3 separate regions of the Homo sapiens genome follow, and regions 1 and 3 are each linked to region 2. Evidence: chromatin contacts called from ENCODE Hi-C or POLR2A ChIA-PET data. All regions are on one chromosome and are shown on one strand. The core of a region is the stretch at or near the end of the contact, and the rest is flanking DNA. Distances in the headings are between cores, read along the strand shown.

The links. Hi-C counts contacts between places; a loop is a spot of excess contacts on that map. ChIA-PET counts read pairs that join two places held with the same protein, here RNA polymerase II (POLR2A). Pooled maps may share reads with other maps.
Region 1: a loop to region 2 is called in a pooled map, with 3 times the contacts of the local background. The contact joins two enhancer-like sites. A Hi-C loop is called at or near these places in 1 of 168 maps with a recorded cell type or tissue (CD8-positive, alpha-beta T cell), 1 of 37 single-sample maps with no recorded cell type and 10 of 50 pooled maps. POLR2A ChIA-PET finds 5 or more read pairs at or near these places in 1 of 52 experiments (activated T-cell).
Region 3: a loop to region 2 is called in a pooled map, with 4 times the contacts of the local background. The contact joins two enhancer-like sites. A Hi-C loop is called at or near these places in 1 of 168 maps with a recorded cell type or tissue (CD8-positive, alpha-beta T cell), 1 of 37 single-sample maps with no recorded cell type and 9 of 50 pooled maps. POLR2A ChIA-PET finds 5 or more read pairs at or near these places in 1 of 52 experiments (activated T-cell).

The regions. Positions count from the first base shown.
Region 1 is chr15:63,465,708-63,468,407 of GRCh38, reverse strand. No RefSeq gene overlaps it. Among named protein-coding and RNA genes, the nearest start is that of USP3, 38 kb to the left of the region's middle. Within about 2 kb of position 1,412, at least 3 of the 41 ENCODE cell types and tissues checked have a DNase peak (open chromatin) inside an H3K27ac peak, as active enhancers do.
Region 2 is chr15:64,008,457-64,011,208 of GRCh38, reverse strand. The region is part of intron 2 of DAPK2 (death associated protein kinase 2); the gene reads left to right. Among named protein-coding and RNA genes, the nearest start is that of DAPK2, 37 kb to the left of the region's middle. RefSeq lists enhancers at 21-70, 928-1,017 and a silencer at 1,388-1,447. Within about 2 kb of position 1,333, at least 16 of the 41 ENCODE cell types and tissues checked have a DNase peak (open chromatin) inside an H3K27ac peak, as active enhancers do.
Region 3 is chr15:63,486,121-63,488,820 of GRCh38, reverse strand. No RefSeq gene overlaps it. Among named protein-coding and RNA genes, the nearest start is that of USP3, 17 kb to the left of the region's middle. RefSeq lists enhancers at 1,401-1,470, 1,501-1,550. Within about 2 kb of position 1,305, at least 10 of the 41 ENCODE cell types and tissues checked have a DNase peak (open chromatin) inside an H3K27ac peak, as active enhancers do.

The DNA of each region.
Region 1 (2,700 bases), core at 163-2,662, 540 kb after region 2:
CAAAATTGCAACTTTTTTTTTTTTGAGACGGAGTCTCACTCTGTCGCCCAGGCTGGAGTGCAGCGGCGTGATCTCGGCTCACTGCAAGCTCCGCCTCCCGGGTTCATGCCATTCTCCTGCCTCAGCTTCCTGAGTAGTTGGGACTACAGGTGCCCGCCACCACGCCCAGCTAATTTTTTGTATTTTTAGTAGAGATGGGGTTTCATCGTGTTAGCCAGGATGGTCTCAATCTCCTGACCTGGTGATCCTCCCGCCTCAGCCTCCCAAAGTGCAGGGATTACAGGTGTGAGCCACCGTGCAACTTTCTTTTAAGAAGGAAATAGGGGAAAGGTTGTTAAATAGGCTACTGACAAAATTTTTCAAATCTCCCCTCTCCTAGTTTACCAAATATTTAGACTCTGTGGCTTCTTAGAAACTCTTGTTTATACAAATAAAATTTGCCTCACTGCTATTCCTTGTATTAATTTCTGCTTCTTTTTACTTACCGTTAAGTCACATAATGTCTTTCTTTATATATTCCTATATCTTGTCCCATTCCAAAATAAGGTCGCTTTTCCATGAGTATACAGAATCTTAGCCAGGGGAGGTTTAAAAAATATCTAATAACTAGTACTAAGATGTTCATTGACCACTGCTTCATGTGGGATCCTGGAGGCTGCTGGGCCAGGCATTTACTATTTAGTTGCTAGATCAGGGGGAGTTCAGGAGGATCCCAGTAGAGGGGCAAGGGAGGCTTGGAGGACACTCTGGCTCTACTATTTACCAGTTGGTATGAAAATACTTATTTTAACAACTAGTATAACAGTCCCCACGTGACAGGCTGGACGTCGGTGCTAATCTGCATGACAGCCATTTCCAGTGTGAGTATAATGACCACGGCACAATTTTCCCCACGGTCGGGCATCTGGGCTGCCTCTGGTTTTAACTGCAGTATCAAGCTCAGTTCTACACAACTCTATATGTGCTTTTGTTTCATTTTTATATTTTATAAACTTATTTATAAATATGTATTTCATATTTTGTTTCCTTGGAACATATTTCCCAAAGTGGTATTCCAAGGTCAAAGGGTTTGATCAATTTTATAATTTGACATGGTGATTTTTAAAAGCATTTAACCATGGGTTCAGAAACATCCTTGCCCATTTTTTCACAGACTCCTGTTGCTGGAGAGCTGGCAGGCAGTACGGTATGGTGGAAGGAGGGTGGGTGCTGGGTAAGGAGAGCGGGGCTCGGGTCTGGGCAGTGTTTCTCTACTAGGAGTGGGGGACTTGGCAGTGTCTTAGCCTCTGTGAAGCTTGGTTTCCCCAGCTGTGAAATGTGAAACGTGGGAGGTGCCATCTCTCCCAGCATCAGGCACAGCAGGCATCAGTTGCCTACATCTGTTCCTGATCTTGGCCTGAGGCCCTGGCCATCCTTGTCACACCCTCACCCTGGCCCACCTTTGTGGAGGGTAGGCTGAGTAACTTGACTTGAACAATTAACTGTCAAAGTGTCAAGGAAGGTGTGGGTTCTGCACCATAAGGAGGTGTGTAGACTGCCATCTTCTGGTGCAAAATGTTAGTGTCCAGATGATTTAGGGATCAAGCTACTCTCCCTTGTGTCCCCATGAAGATCTGTCCCCCCCGGGGGAAGCTGCAAGAGAAGGGGCGGGGGGGTTCTCCCAACACAGGCTGGCCCTAGAGTCTGGTACTTTAAGGTGATGTCCTCCTTCTGCCAGTGACACTGAGAGAGAGGAAGATGCTGGGTTTTGAAAGCCTGCTTGTAAATGAAGGTGCTTTTTGAGACTGTGGAGGTGATGGCAAGAAGGATCTTTGTGAAAACAGGAGGTCTATATCAGCAATTTACTAAACCGGTTCAGAGAGGCTGACAGCAGTGGTCAATCAGTCCACAAATATTTACAGAGCGCCTACCATGTGGCAGACACATGCTCTGGCAAACGCTGTTGAAAGAGACAGGCAGGGTTCCTGCTCTCATTGTCTAGTGGGAAACATTGGTGATAAGGTTAATTCTTTTTCAACTGATATGCTTTCTTTTATTTAGTTGGAGATAAACAGAAAATTAAAAGTAATTTAAACCATACTATTTTGCCTCTCAAACACTACAGCCAATTTTATTTCAATACCTTCCAGCCCTTTCAGATGCGTATGCACACTTTTAGCAGAGCTATAATCATAATGCCTATGTGATCCTGAAGTTTGTTGTATTTGACTGATAATAAACATCTCTACACTGCTATCAATCTGCACAGTTATCCTTATTGCTGTATAAGAGGCAAATGTGTGGCTGTATCAAAATCTATATAGCAATTCCCTCAAGTTTAGTATTTTTTTTTTTTTGCTACAATAGATATTGTTGATGTTGACTTCTTTATGGAGGCTTTTTTTTTTTTTTGAGATGGAGTCTCGCTCTGTCGCCCAGGCTGGAGTACGTTGGTGTGATCTCGGCTCACGGCAACCTCCAACTCCCGTGTTCAAGCTATTCTCCTGCATCAGCCTCCTGAGTAGCTGGGACTACAGGAGCCCGCCATCACCCCTGGCTAATTTTTGTATTTTTAGTAGAGACGGGGTTTCACCATGTTGGCCAGGCTGGTCTCGAACTCCTGACCTCAGGTGATCTTCCTGCTTTGGCTTCACAAAGTGCTGGGATTACAGGCGTGAGCCACTGTGCTGGCCTCTTTATGCAGATTTTTATTGCATTACT
Region 2 (2,752 bases), core at 84-2,583:
AGTCACGTAGTTGGGGGTGCAAAGCCACAAGCACAGCCAATCCTCCACCTGTGTTTTTTCCACTCCAACCTGAGCTGTTGATCCTGATCCTTTGCATATGGCTTTATCTGTTCCATTGTCCTGCCTTTATGCTAATCTGGAGGGTTCAGATTGGGTGCCTACCATGAGTGGGGCCCTCTGCCAAGTAGCTCTGGGTCTGTGTTGTTGCTATGTCCCCAGACAGGAGACCACAGAATGAGTCAGCCACCTCCACATGGGGTTGCTGGTGCCCTGCAGATTCTGCCCCAAGACTGACGGCTTCCCTGTGAACCCTCTTGTGATGCGGTCAGGACATGCATCAACAGTTTATAAACAAGATTACAGGAAGCTCGGCTGCTGTTCTACACACAAACCCACCCCACCCACTGACATGCAGAGCTGGGACAGGTGCTGAAGAATGAGTCCATGGGAAGCTTGTCTTCATGAATGGGATAAAACCCAAGCTGGTAGCAGACTGACCCATTGTTTTCCGAAGTGGGGATGGGTAGACAAATGAGAGACCAAAACTGCAGTAGGGGCTCAGAACAATTAAAGTGCCAACTCTGAAAATCAAGACATTAAGGCAGGCGGGTGGGGACTTTGCCTGAAGTGGTCAGCTGGGATTTGGGAGTGATGAGAAATAACTGGTTTGAGGCTGAGAGACAAATGTAGGGATCATCATCACATTGAAAAAGCCAAGAATGCGGATCCCCATGCCTATACCTATGCTGATAACTTCTTGCTCCTGAAAACTGTAGTTGGGAAAGTTGGCAGAGGACACTAAGCAGTCAATACTGTTGTTATATTATTACTATTGTTATTGAGAGTAGTAGTAAACAGAAAGACATAAGTTAAAAATGATATTTATAGGCCGTCTTTAGAGATAGAAGAAACTGAACCTTCTGGCATACCAGGATATTCCTGTTGCGTGAGAACTCGTGGTTCTCAAACTTTGGTGGGCATTAGAATCCTCAGAGGGCTTATCAAACCACAGATGCTGGGCCCCACCCCCAGAGTTCCTGACTCTGTGGGTCTGAGCTTAGGGCCTGATAATTTGCATTTCTGACAGGTTCCCAGATGATCCTGATCTTACTGGTCTCGGGTCACACTTTGAGAAACACTGGTTTATACCATCAGGTGCTACAGAGAACTCAGTTTGTTTCAGTGGCATAGGTTTACAATTCTAAGGCCCTTTGACAAACCCTCTTACCCACAGCCCAACTGTGCTGGCTGCCTAGAACAAGCCTTTGTGCCACTGGAAACTGCTTTTGTCGTTACTCATCATGACTGTGTTTCAGATTTTTAGTGCTAACCACCTCGAAGTCTTGAGCTGCTGTAAGGTGCCTCTCTTACAGTGGGTGTGGTGGGTCACACAGATGAAGTGTAAGACATTGCCCTGCCCTTAACAGATTAACCTAATTTAGGGGCGGGGGGAAAGGCAAACACAGTAAAGAAATGAGCATAAAGAGACAATTAAGTGTACTGAACTTTAGGAGCTAACATATTCCAAGGTGAGGATTCCTGGGGGGTGGCATGGTCAGGGAAGACTTCCAGGAGGAGCTGGAACTTGAACTTAAAACAGGAGTAGCATTTGGGTAGGCAGACGACCTCCTAGTTTAGGCAAATAGGGCTAGCAGAAACCCAGAGGTGGAAATGAGTGTGTTGGGGTGTGTCTGCTGGGAAGCAGAGTACATTTGGGCAAGTAGAATGAGGCTAGGTGGTGAAAGGCCCCTGGGGCCTGGCCAAGGAGCTCAGGCTTGATGGGAAGGAGAAAATAATCTTGAGCAGAGAACATGATGATGTCTGCGTTGTAGGACAATATACTGGGGAATGTGGGGTGTGGATTGGGTGTGTGGGTGGAGGGCTGAAGACAGCAACACTGATCAGGAAGCTGTACTAAGTGTTGGTCTGTAAAAGTCTAGCTCAGGAGGATGGCAGGTAATGAAGAGATACTAGCCCAAGTCCATTCAGAAAACATGCACTGCAGATCTACTGTGTATCCACTGTAGTTGGTGCCTGGGGGTACAAGGCTGGACAATTACAGTCTACTAAGGGAGAATAATATATAGAGAATTTCAGTAAAATGGGCTGAATCCCATGATGGAGGTATGCACAGGAGGTGAAAATAGAGGAGGGCCTCATGTCCAGGACACCTTGAGGGAAGGATCAGCTGTGACAATAAATTCTGGCCAACTTTCCTATGCCTCCTTTAAACAAAGAGGTCTTATGTTTGCAGACTGAAAAGGGGATCCTACCCTTTCCTCCCCTGTCATCTGTAAGGCCCTTGGTGATGCTGCAGCTCTGTGGCCTGTCCCTCAAGTACACCCTTGATTGGATGACAGCAGTGCACTGCTCTGTTGGTTAGGGATGTCTATGCAGGTGTTTCTTCTCATTTTCTTACTTTTAAAACACAGGAAATTTTAAAAGGAAAAGTTTCACTCAACTATTTGTTATCCTCATGCACTTTTGCATCTGTGTTCTCTAATACAAAAATTGAATCAAACCATACATATCATTTGTGCATGTTCACTTATTATTTTATAAACATGTCCCTTATGATGTTCATACTTGCTATTTTAATGTTTATATAATTGTCTATTGCATCCAGAACATCTGATTGCCAAAGCTGTTCCTTAGTGGAGAATGCTTAGCTTGTTTCCAGCTTTTTCTTGTCTATGAAACTATGTTCTTTCATTTGAAGTCTCTCTAGAGGCCAAATTCCCAGAATACAATG
Region 3 (2,700 bases), core at 56-2,555, 520 kb after region 2:
TGAGGATTGTGTAGCTGGGCATGACCAACAATTCTCATAAAACACTGTGATTGGTATTACTTGAAACAGCCAAACTGGCCTCTGTCAGATGCTTGGGGAAGGGAGGCGGGAACTGGATGGGGTGTGTGTGGCTCTGTTGGCCTCAGAAGACCCCTGGATCCATAACCCAGGTATGCCACTTTGCTGGCAGAGAAGGCCAGGACCTGGGAGCTCCGAGGACCTCCGGCTGACAGATTTGCAGCCTCCAAGTGGGGCTGGTGCTGCACAGGCTTCACAAAGGAGCTTTTTACCACAACAGGAACGGCACGAACACCCCAAACTCTGCTTTCCTTCCCTTCCCAGCCTTCTAGATATGGAGAGTTCATAAGGATACTGCCTGAAATGTCATCAATAAAAATGTGTTGGGCAGCAGAACGATTGCCTTTGAGAGGGCTAGAGGAGAGAATATTCATTCACACAACAAATGTTTATTGAGAATCTACTATATGCCAAGCATAAGGGAGGTCCTGTGCATACATGGTGTCATTTCCTTGCATCAGCCTGATGAAGATGCTATTAGACCCCACTATACAGATAATGAAACAGGCTGGGAAATGTTAAGTTAGTGACACTGAGTCACACATTTAAGTAAGTGGTGGTAGTGGGGAGGGAGGTGGAAAGGGAGGGAGGAGGGACTCAAACACAGCCCCATCAGAGGTGGAGAGCCTCTCTTCCCACATTGCGCATTGCACAACAGCAGAGGTTTCCAGACTTCATGCTTACAGCCTTTGTGACCATCAGCAGCTACTCTGGGTCTCGGTCTCCTTGTTTATAAAAATAAAGTGCTTGAATGGCTCACACCTGCAATCCCAGCACTTTGGGAGGCCAAGGCAGTCGGATCACTTGAGGTCAGGAGTTTGAGACCAGCCTGGCCAACATGGCAAACCCCACCTCTACTAAAAATAGAAAAATTAGCCAGGCGCGGTGGCGGGCACCTGTAATCCCAGCTACTTGGGAGGCCGAGGCAGGAAAATCGCTTGAACCTGGGAGGCAGAGGTGGCAGTGAGCCGAGATCGCACCACTGCACTCCAGCCTGGGCGACAGATCGAGACTCCATCTCAAAAAAAATAATAATAAAATAATAAAATAAAGTGCTTGAGAAAATACGTTTCCCAAGTGTCCCAGCGCTGGGTTCTTTGTCACAGTGTTTCCTCTTCTTGCCTTTTTCCCCACTGTGATCCCTTTTCGGTGATCCTCTTCTTGCCTTTGTAAAAGCTCTGCGGGACCAATTCTCTCGGGCCTTCCGCGCAGAGCTCTCCCAGGGACTCCGGTCTCTCCCCAGCTCGCCCCCTAGGGGACACAGGTGGTGCTGCGTGAGTCCGGGCTCCCAGTGAGAGTCCATGCAATTGTCAGACCAAGTCAACATAATCACCGGTTTGAATTCAACTTCAATTGCTGCTTTACCTTTTAAAAAAACATGGATCTAGAAAATATTCAGCTCTTCCCACATTCACCAGGGCAATGCTGCTGAAACATTTAATGACGGGGAGTATTTGTAGCCCGAAGACCTACTGTTTCTGTGAGTCATATTTAAAAATGGGATTACATGTTTACTTCCTACACCTCAGTTTCTTTTAGGTCCTGTGAGACTACTGATTGATCCAATGCTGATTTTGCAGGGATGCCAAACTGTGATTATAAAACAATATATTTGTCTCTACTTGGTTATTTTTATTAAAATAATCAATTTTTATTAGGTAATATATACATGTGGCACAATATCCAAAAATCACTAAGAGGTTTTCAGTAATTATCATATGACCCAGCAGTTGCACTCCTGGGGATATACCCAAAAGAACTGAAAAACAGGTGTTCAAACAAAAACTTGTATACAAATGTTCACAGCAGCACTTTGCATGATACCCAAAAGGCAGAAACAAACCAAATGTCATCAACTGACAAATAAACAAAATGTGGTTTCTCTATACAATGGAATATTATTCAGCCATAAAAGGGAAAGAAGTACTGATACGTTCTACAATATGGATGGACCTTGAAAGCATTATGCTAACTGAAAAAAGTCAGACATAAAAGGCCACATATTATATCATTTCATTTGTATGAAATATCTTGAATAGGCAAATCCGAAGAGACAGAAAGCACATGAGTAGTTGCTGGGCCAGAGGTAGGAAGGAATAGGAAGTACTAATGAGCATTGAGTCTCCTTTTGGGTGATGAAATGTTCTGAAACTGGATGCTGGTGGTGGTTGCATGACATTATGAATGTACTGTATCATACACCTTAAAATAGTTAAAATAATACATTTTATGTTATGTGTATTTTACCACAGTAAAACAAATAGTACTCTATCTTTCCAGAAATGATGATGATTATTATTATTTTGAGATGGAGTTTTGCTCTTGTTGCCCAGGCTGGAGTGCAATGGCGTGATCTCAGCTCACCACAACCTCTGCCTCCCGGGTTCAAGCGATTCTCCTGCCTCAGCCTCCGGAGTAGCTGGGATTACAGGCGTGCACCACCATGCCCGGCTAATTTTGTATTTTTAGTAGAGACGGGGTTTCTCCATGTTGGTCAGGCTGGTCTCAAACTCCCGACCTCAGGTGATCCACCCGCCTCGGCCTCCCAAAGTGCTGGGATTATAGGTGTCAGCCACGCACCTGGACTGTAATGAGTTTTATTAGTTTGTTTTTTGTCTTTGT